Regions from separate parts of the Homo sapiens genome. Here region 1 is linked to region 2. Evidence: chromatin contacts called from ENCODE Hi-C or POLR2A ChIA-PET data. All regions are on one chromosome and are shown on one strand. Each heading gives the region's core, a stretch centred on a gene start or an enhancer-like site at or near the end of the contact. The rest is flanking DNA. Distances are from core to core; before and after follow the strand shown. Region 1 overlaps CEP128 (centrosomal protein 128). Region 2 holds the start of CEP128 (centrosomal protein 128).

The links. A loop is a pair of places that touch in the nucleus more often than their neighbours do. ChIA-PET counts read pairs that join two places held with the same protein, here RNA polymerase II (POLR2A). Pooled maps may share reads with other maps.
Region 1: a loop to region 2 is called in a pooled map, with 2.0 times the contacts of the local background. The contact joins the enhancer-like site here to the promoter of CEP128 in region 2. A Hi-C loop is called at or near these places in 2 of 37 single-sample maps with no recorded cell type and 4 of 50 pooled maps. POLR2A ChIA-PET finds 5 or more read pairs at or near these places in 1 of 52 experiments (BJ).

Annotation. Positions count from the first base shown.
Region 1 is chr14:80,635,780-80,640,002 of GRCh38, forward strand. All of the region lies in intron 19 of CEP128 (centrosomal protein 128), which reads right to left. Among named protein-coding and RNA genes, the nearest start is that of CEP128, 300 kb to the right of the region's middle. RefSeq lists an enhancer at 2,738-2,907. Within about 2 kb of position 2,917, at least 5 of the 41 ENCODE cell types and tissues checked have a DNase peak (open chromatin) inside an H3K27ac peak, as active enhancers do.
Region 2 is chr14:80,940,140-80,944,493 of GRCh38, forward strand. It overlaps CEP128 (centrosomal protein 128), which reads right to left and starts at 1,599. Exons shown (of 25, transcript NM_152446.5): 1 at 1,442-1,599. RefSeq lists enhancers at 1,434-1,513, 1,814-1,893.

The DNA of each region.
Region 1 (4,223 bases), core at 1,667-4,166, 300 kb before region 2:
TGAACCTTTTTGAACACTGACATGATGCCACAGTGGAAAATTCCACACCTGACTTCGTGATAGGCTGCAGTCAAAATGCAGGTGCACAACACACAGTTTATTCAGTGTCCTCAAGGGAAAAATACAGCTATCTTCAGGCTATGTGTATAAGGTGTATATGAAACATAAATGAATTTTGTGTTTAGATTTGGGTCCCATCCCTGAGATTTCTCATTATGTATATGCAAATATTCCAAAATCCAATTTTTAAAAAATCCCAAATCTGAAACGCTTCTGGTCCCAAGCATTTTGGTTCAGGGATACTCAAGTGTACTTATTGCTACTTATTTGTTCACTTGTTTTCTGAAATATTCTATGGCTATGACTGCATCTTATGCTTTTTTGATATTACTCCACAGAATGGGAGCTGTTTGCATACATGGTAGTCAGTGACTATTTGCTAAATAGTTGCATGGAATGTTAGAAACCTAATGACTTAGTAAAACTTATAAATAAGTGAGACTACTGCCCCCTAGCCTAAAATTCATTCCCTGCGCTCACTCAACATCATAGTTCTTTAGGAAGACAAGTTGTTCTATAGCATAAAGATACAACCTATTTAGATAGTCTAAAGATTCTCCTCTGTTTCTCAAATACAGTCAGTTATGCAGCTCAAAATGCCTCTCATTTTCCTGCTTTTTTTTCTTCTACTATTGTTGCCTCCAGGCTTTGCAGAAACACATGTTATTCTCCCCCTAAAATCTGTTCCTCTTCTAGTTTTCTCTCTGCCAGCAATGGCACCACACAGTCTTTTGGTTTTGCACCAGAGAATTAGAGATGAACCCCTCATCTCTAATCTATCACAAGTTTCCTCAGATTTAAACTCTCAAATCAAGATGTTTCTCACCATTTCCATTACTATTGTCCCCAGCTAATATTATATTCTTCCTGGGACTGGAATTAGTCTCCTAAATGGCCTCCCCATTTCCATTTTTCCCCCCAACTCTTCTCCACATTACTGAATTTTCCATTGAAAATACAAATTTGGCCAGGCACGGTGGCTCACACCTGTAATCCCAGCACTTTGGGAGGCCAACACGGGCAGATCACCTGAGGTCGGGAGTTCGAGACCAGCCTGACCAACGTGGAGAAACCCTGTCTCTACTAAAAATACAAAATTAGCCAGGCGTGGTGGCACATGCCTGTAATCCCAGCTACTAGGAAGGCTAAGGCAGGAGAATCGCTTGAACCCAGGAGGCGGAGGTTGTGGTGAGCCAAGATCGGGCCATTGTACTCCAGCCTGGACATCAAGAGCGAAACTCCGTCTTTAAAAAAAAAAAAAAGAAAAGAAAATACAAATCTGTCCATGTATTCCCAGCCTGCTTAAAACCCTGCAATCAGAGCTCTTAGAATAAAACTAAAATTTTTAACATGGTCCATTCTACCCATGGTAAGCAGAATTTTGGCCCCCAAAGATACCCATATCCCTGGAGCCATGTTATGCAAGGGGATATTAAGGTTGTGAATCAGTTGACCTCCAGATATGGCAATTTGTCCTGGATTACCGAGGATGACCTAATGTAATCAGGAAAATCCTTAAAAGTAGAAAAGAGAAGCAGAAGAGCCAGAGAAGGAGATGCAAGGACAGAAAAAAGATGAGACCTTGAAAGGAGAATTCAATCCATCTCATTTTCTCAATTTTCATCTCATTTATAAATTCTATAAAGTTAAGGGCTGCGTTTGCTTTTTTGCCTACCAATGTATCCATTGCAGACACTCAGTAAATAGTTTCTAAATGCATAAAGAAACTACTCCGGATAAGAACTCTTACATTTTTATCAGATAAATCACTGTATTACTTAAATATGCTTATCTTCTTTATAAAAACTGAATGGTGCCCCTAAAAAGAGACCAGGTCTTAAACCGTGAAACCTGTGAATGTTATCCTATCAGTAACATCTTTGCAGATGTGATTAAATTAAGGTCCTTGAAATGAGGTTATCCTGGATTATCCAGTTGGGCACCATATGTCATCCCAAGTGTCCTTATAAAAGAAAAAGAGAGAGAGATGAGACACAGAAAAGAACACAGTGTAACAAGAGAGGGGCGTATGTAGACGTGGCCACAAGTCAAGAAATGCCAGCAGTCACCAGATGCTGGAAGAGGCAAGAAAAGGGTTCTCCCTTAGGGTTTTCAGAGGGAGTCAGGTCCTGCTGACACTTTGATTTTGGCTCAGCAAAACTGACTTCAGACTTCTGGCCTCCAAAACCTACGACAGGATACATTTCTGTTCTTTTAAGCCAATATGTTTTTGATAATTTGTTACCACAGCCACAGGAACTAAACGAATACACTCTCCTTTGGATTTCTAATCATCTCTTTCCTTTCTGGAATGCCCTTCTTCCTTCTCTTCATATTTCAATAAATGTTTACTAAATAAAGAACAATGAATGGCCAAATCGTATAGTTCCTCCAAGTGTCATTTCTTTCATAAAGCATTCTCTGAATACTTTAGGCCACGTAAAACTCTCCCATCTGTGTGCAAAGATAATACATGTTATATAATTTTGCAATCTGGGACTTGTAAACCCACTGGTATATTTTTCTTATTATCCCAAAGAAGCAATGCTGTGTTTAATTTTTCCTGGTGTCCCTCAAACTGTGCACGAAGCCCAATCTATGGGCACAGAGGACCTGGAATGCTCTTCCCCCGATGTGCGTAGGGCTCTGTAGTTCACTTCCTTCAGATGCTTGCTCCATTGTCAACTTATCAGAGAGGACTTTGCTGACCCCTCATCCCTCTACTTTCTTACCGTACTGTATTCTACTCTAGAACACTTTTCATACCACCTGATTTATTTTTTATATACGATGTCTTTTACCCTTCTACAATGAGACAGCGAATTCCAACACGGTAGGGGCAGTGACTAGCATATAGTAGGAATTCAGTAAATGTTTATTGGGTGAATCACTGAATATAAGGAAATGCCTAAATCTTTCTATTGCCATCAGTTGACTAAGTAGTCTGAACACAGGTCATTAAAATGGTAGCTCCTAACATTTCAAATACTATCTCTGAATTTGATCAAGACTCAGAATTTCAACTCCAGTAGCCCCTTTATTAGGTTTTAGAAGTCAATGACTCATTACGAAACCACTTAGGTTAAAAAAAGAAGTCTTTTTCTTTCATTTGGTTACAAGGAAGTATTGAAAGTTGAGATGAGAAGAATAAATTATGGAATGCAGCTCCCTGTCTAATATTTGCATTATTATGTTTCAGACATACATTGCTTAATACAATGTTAAGCAATAACAAATCAACGGTGGAGTGAACTAACTTAAAAAATGGTATTTAACCAAAAAAAATCTGTATTAATATTATATTCTTTATTCTATTTCCACAAATGAGATTCAAATTCATTTTACTTTCAAATAACTAAAATGTTTGATTGTGAAGCTATTATACAAAAATAATTCAGATAATCCTCATTCTAGCAGATACATACAAGATGTAGCTCAGAAGCTGAGTTCAGACAAAACAATTTTATGCAAAGGCTAACAAACATATGGGATAAGTTACCAAAAGAGAATTGCTGAAACAAGAAACACCAATATGTTCTACTGAGAACAAGGCGGGTATTTACATATGATCCAAATGAGGGGTGTGGAAGAAGAGTAAAATAAAAATTTAAGACCACTGGAATTCTCCCCAGCAATGTGTGCCTGAAGTAAACTCATTGTCTTTACTATAATTAAAAGACAATAAAGTATTCTATGACCTTCTTAAATATGTTTATTGTTGACATTTGTTAGATCCCTTATAATGAAATCTGTGGACCACCCAAATCCTGTTATTCTAATATAATTTGTCTAAAATTAACACATTATTGAAAATCATATTCTTAGTTTGTACATCTTAGAAACAGCTGATTACCCTCTTTCTGTGATGACTAGTCTTTACCTTGTGGGGTAAAAAAGAGAAATTGAGGAGATAATTCAAACTTCCCCACTCCTTTGAGCAGAACTATAATCTTAAATGGAGCAACAGTTTGTTTTGATGAAGGAGTAAGAAGGTTGACTAGCAATTATTTCATGCTGTCAAATTTGAAGAACAAACAACCAAGTTAAACGCAGTCTCTCCAAAAACAAAGGCAAATAACACATAATCAAATTCTTTCTTATAGAAAGTGACTTTTCCATGAACTGAGACCAAAGAAAGCACTCACTGAATGAAATTTATAGTA
Region 2 (4,354 bases), core at 349-2,848:
TCTGGGAATACATCTATAAACCATTTCAAGAAAAAAAAAAGGTATTCTGAAAAAGTTAATCAAAATAAACTGTCAAGAAACAGTTCAAAGAGACCCAGGTTATGCAATGGCAGACAAGATACGCTGAGAGAACATAGGCACAGTGCACACTTCACTCTTCTAACAAAACAGCCACCATCACCCATGAAATGAGTCATAGGCACAACCAAATTTATGTGTGCCAATGTGAAACTGCCAAAGTTTTAACCTTATCTCTAGTGCTGTCCAGTACAGCAGTCACTAGACACATGGCTACTGAGCTCTAGCTCTTGCCAGGTCAAACTGACATGTGCTATACATGTAAAATACACAAGAGATTTTGATGACTTAAAATATTTTTTTTTTTAATGTACAGCCAGGCATGGTGGCGAGTGCCTGTAATCCCAGCTACTCCGGAGGCTGAGACAGGAGAATCGCTTGAACCCAAGAGGTGGAGGTTGCAGTGAGCCCAGACCGCGCCACTGCAGTCCAGCCTGGGCGACAGAGCCAGACTCCTCAAAAAAAAAAAAGTAAAAATCTCAATAAGTTTTATATTTACTCCATTGAAAACATTTTTCTATATTGCGCTAAATAAACTATTATTTAATTTCACCAGTTTCTTTTTACTTTTTTAATGTGGGTACTACAAAATTTAAATTCACCTGAGTGGCTCACACTGTATTTGTATTAGACAACACTAATCTGCATAATTAATAAAAAATAAACAACAAATGCTGAGCACTTGCAGGGTGCCAGGCACTGTGCTAGATACTTTACATAATACTCAAATCAATGCTGCAATTAATGGTAAAGTTTTACCAGACGCCTACATAACAGATTGGCTCCATCAAACCAATAAAAGATGCAGCTGGGATTCAATGTCAGGTATTTTTACGAAATAATTCAATTAAGGGACTGCTAACAGCTAAGGCTGGAGCAAATCCTATGATGGCACGGGAAAGAGAGGTCACTAATAAAGCGTTCCCGAGAGTAGCACGCTTTCTGTGACTACAAAACAGGTATTAAAAAAAAAATCAAATTTGCTTGCAGGACAGGCAAGCAAATGTCAGACGGTCCTCTGGAGGACCTACCGAATGAGTCCAATCTCCTGTCCCTTAAAGCTTCACAGATGCTAGCGGTAGAGCAAGCTGCTCCCAAAGGAAGGACAATGTAGTCCAGATTCGCTGGGTAACCTGGCCAGGACCTGACCGCGGACACCCCTGCCGAGGGAGGGAGGCCTCGGGATGACAGGCGCGCCGTCTCCCCTCACCTCTGCACACACTCCACCCATCCACGGCCCCACCCCAGATCCCGCGCCGCTCTGAGGTCCCCACCCCTGGGACGAGGGGAAGTGGGACTAAAACGTCTACAGTAAGACGGGGAAGTGGTCGAAAAAGGGCAAGGGGGAGGTGGGGGCAGGTACCTGAGACGGAGGATGATCCCAGCTCCTTAATGCCGGATCATCGCCTAGGCCCCACCCGGCTCCCGCGGCTACCAGTGACCCAGAAGGTGCAACTGACCAAACGCAGCGACTCAACCGACTGTGCTCTCCCCAGACTCGCAGCTATGGCAACTTGAACTAGCCGCCCAGCCACAGCAAGAGTACAGGACCCCGCTGCCGCCGCTTGGCCCTCTGGGAGTTGTAGTCCATCTCGGCCTCATGATCAAGGAATTACCAAGGGAGAGAGTCCCGAAAAGGAACTGCAAATCCCAGGATGCCATATAGCTGGCCTTCGGGTAACTTTCCCGGATAAAAGCCTGATCCCTTGGCCGCGCCCTCTTGCCCTGCTCTATTTTTTTTTTTTGTTAAAGGACCAGCCTCCTTTGTAGGAGGCAAACTCCAGTTAGAAAGTGAATAAAAATGCTTCCTTGGCCTTGACTGTAATTTTACTCCTTGGGGGACAAAAGGAGTCCCCCAGGACTACGGTAAGATGGGGAAGTAGAAAAAGGGCAAGGGAGCGGTGGGAGGACAGGGAAAGACAATTTCTAGCACTGAAATGTAAAAATCCCCTTAATACCAGGGTCCAGTATATTGTTCCAAAGACTCACAAATTCTTAGAAGCGGACGGGAACAGAGAAGATTATGTAGGCCAACCTGTTTGGCCTGGAAAGAGTAAGGGACTTGCCTAAGATCATATGGCTTATTCACGGCACACCAAAAGTAGATGTGAGGCTGTCAGCTCATTACTGCTGCTACTTCAGTCTAGGTGTCATCTCCTCACTCTAGAACATAAAAGAAATGTTTTCCACTCAGGGGAGTTGGTTTCAGTCACGAAGAGAATGAAAACCTCAATAAAAAACTGAACTTTGGAAAGCTAAAAAGTAACAATTAAATTAGTCATATGAATTGCCCTTCTTCTCTGCCAAAAAGACCACTTCCCCTTCCTTCTTTGAGGCTAAACTCAAATATTACCTGATCTGTGAAAGCTTTCCTGGCTACGTGAAGAAGAGCTAGATCATGTTTAATAACAAGGGTTCCTTAATCTAATAATTCTGTGCTCTATAATCCATTTCCCAGTTGGTCCCCTCTATTAGCCCTTCAAAGGGACCTAACCTTTTTTGTACATTTTTATCTTTCTTCTCACCCTTTCCTCACTTGCCCTTCTCCGTTCATATCCCTCTCTCTCTTTCTTTCTCTCTCTCCCCCTTTCTCTCCTTCCATCCCTCCTTACCCCTCCTCCCTCCCAACAGGCAGAGTCATAAATAATTAGCACATAAATTTGATATAGTCGTATTATTCAAATTTTTTTTCTGGCCAACACTGAGACATAAAACTATCTCATATTGGTTTGAACATAAAATAATTCTTCCAAAGACCTCCTATGCATTTGCAACTATCTTCAAGCTGCTTACTTGAAATTGTTCCTCAAGAATACACTCCACCAGACAGAGTTTAAGATAATTCAGAACAGCCATAAAATTGCCCCATATACATGCAGAAGCATAATAATAACTGTTTATTTGTAAACATTTTAACTTTCAAAACAATTCTATTCATTTATGTAATTCAGCAAATGTATGCTGTATATTTCTAGTATCCAGACATTGTTTTAGACACTGAAGTTGCAGTGAAAATAAACAACATAGACTTTGCTTTCAAATTGCTCAGAGCCATGTGAGAGAAAAAGACAATAAATGATTACAAATCTCTGTGTAATAGAATACTGCATAGGTTTGTATGGAAAGACATAAAAGAGAAACTTTCTGAAGAAGTGATAATCAGATCAACTGCAGGAGAAATGTCTACCAAAAGAGCTAATGTAATCACGAGCTACATTAATAAAAACTGATTGTCCACAGCTTTTCCTCCCTGGTTCAACCATATTTAGAGAATTGGATTCTATTCTATAGGCCTTATTTTTCAAAGTGATATTAACCAAATAAATCAAACATTACAGGACACAACTGGGACCAAAGGGTTAAAAATCAGATATTTTCGTTCATTTTGATCAAGAAATGCTTAAATATGTTACTAAATTCATAGCAGCTGTTTGTCAGCTTTGGTGTGCTCTCAGTCAACAGACGTGGCATCCCAAAAAAATGTAGTGAAGTCAGGCCAGGGGTGCTGACTCAAGCCTGTAATCCCAGCACTTTGGGAGGCTGAGGTGGGTGGATCACGTGAGGTCAGGAGTTCGAGACCAGCCTGGCCAACATGGCGAAACTCCATCTCTACTAAAAATACAAAAATTAACCAGGTGTGGTGGTGGGCACCTGTAATCCCAGCTATTCGGCAGGCTGAAGCAGGAGAATCATTTGAACCTGGGAGGTGGAGGTTGCAGTGAGCTGAGATGGTGCCACTGCACTCCAGCCTTGGTGACAGAGTAAGACTCCATCTCAAAAAAAAAAAAAAAAGTAGTGAAGTCACATCACTGAATCTTTGTTTTTTATGTCTTAACAAAATAGACAAAATGAGTTAAAGCCGACAAAATGAGTTAAACCAACAAAATAGATTTTACATGAAATTGTCTCATAACTCCCAAAGATATGTATTACTTTTAATCAATATGGCCAACACACATTATACAAACACAATACCATACTCAAGCAGAATCATCTGAGCTTAGATTTAGAAAAACCCACAAAGAGTATTGATATGGTCTGGCTCTGTGTCCTCACCCAAATCTCTTGAATTGTAATCCCCACATGTTGGGGGAGGAACCTTGTGAGGGGTGATTAGGTCATGGGGCAGTTCCCCCACGCTGTTCTCATGATAGTGAGTGAGTTCTCAGGAGATCTGATGGTTTTATAAGAGGATTTTGCCCACTTCTCTCTCCTGCCACCATGTGAAGAAGGATGTGTTTGCTACCCCTTCTGCCATGATTGTAAGTTTCCTGAG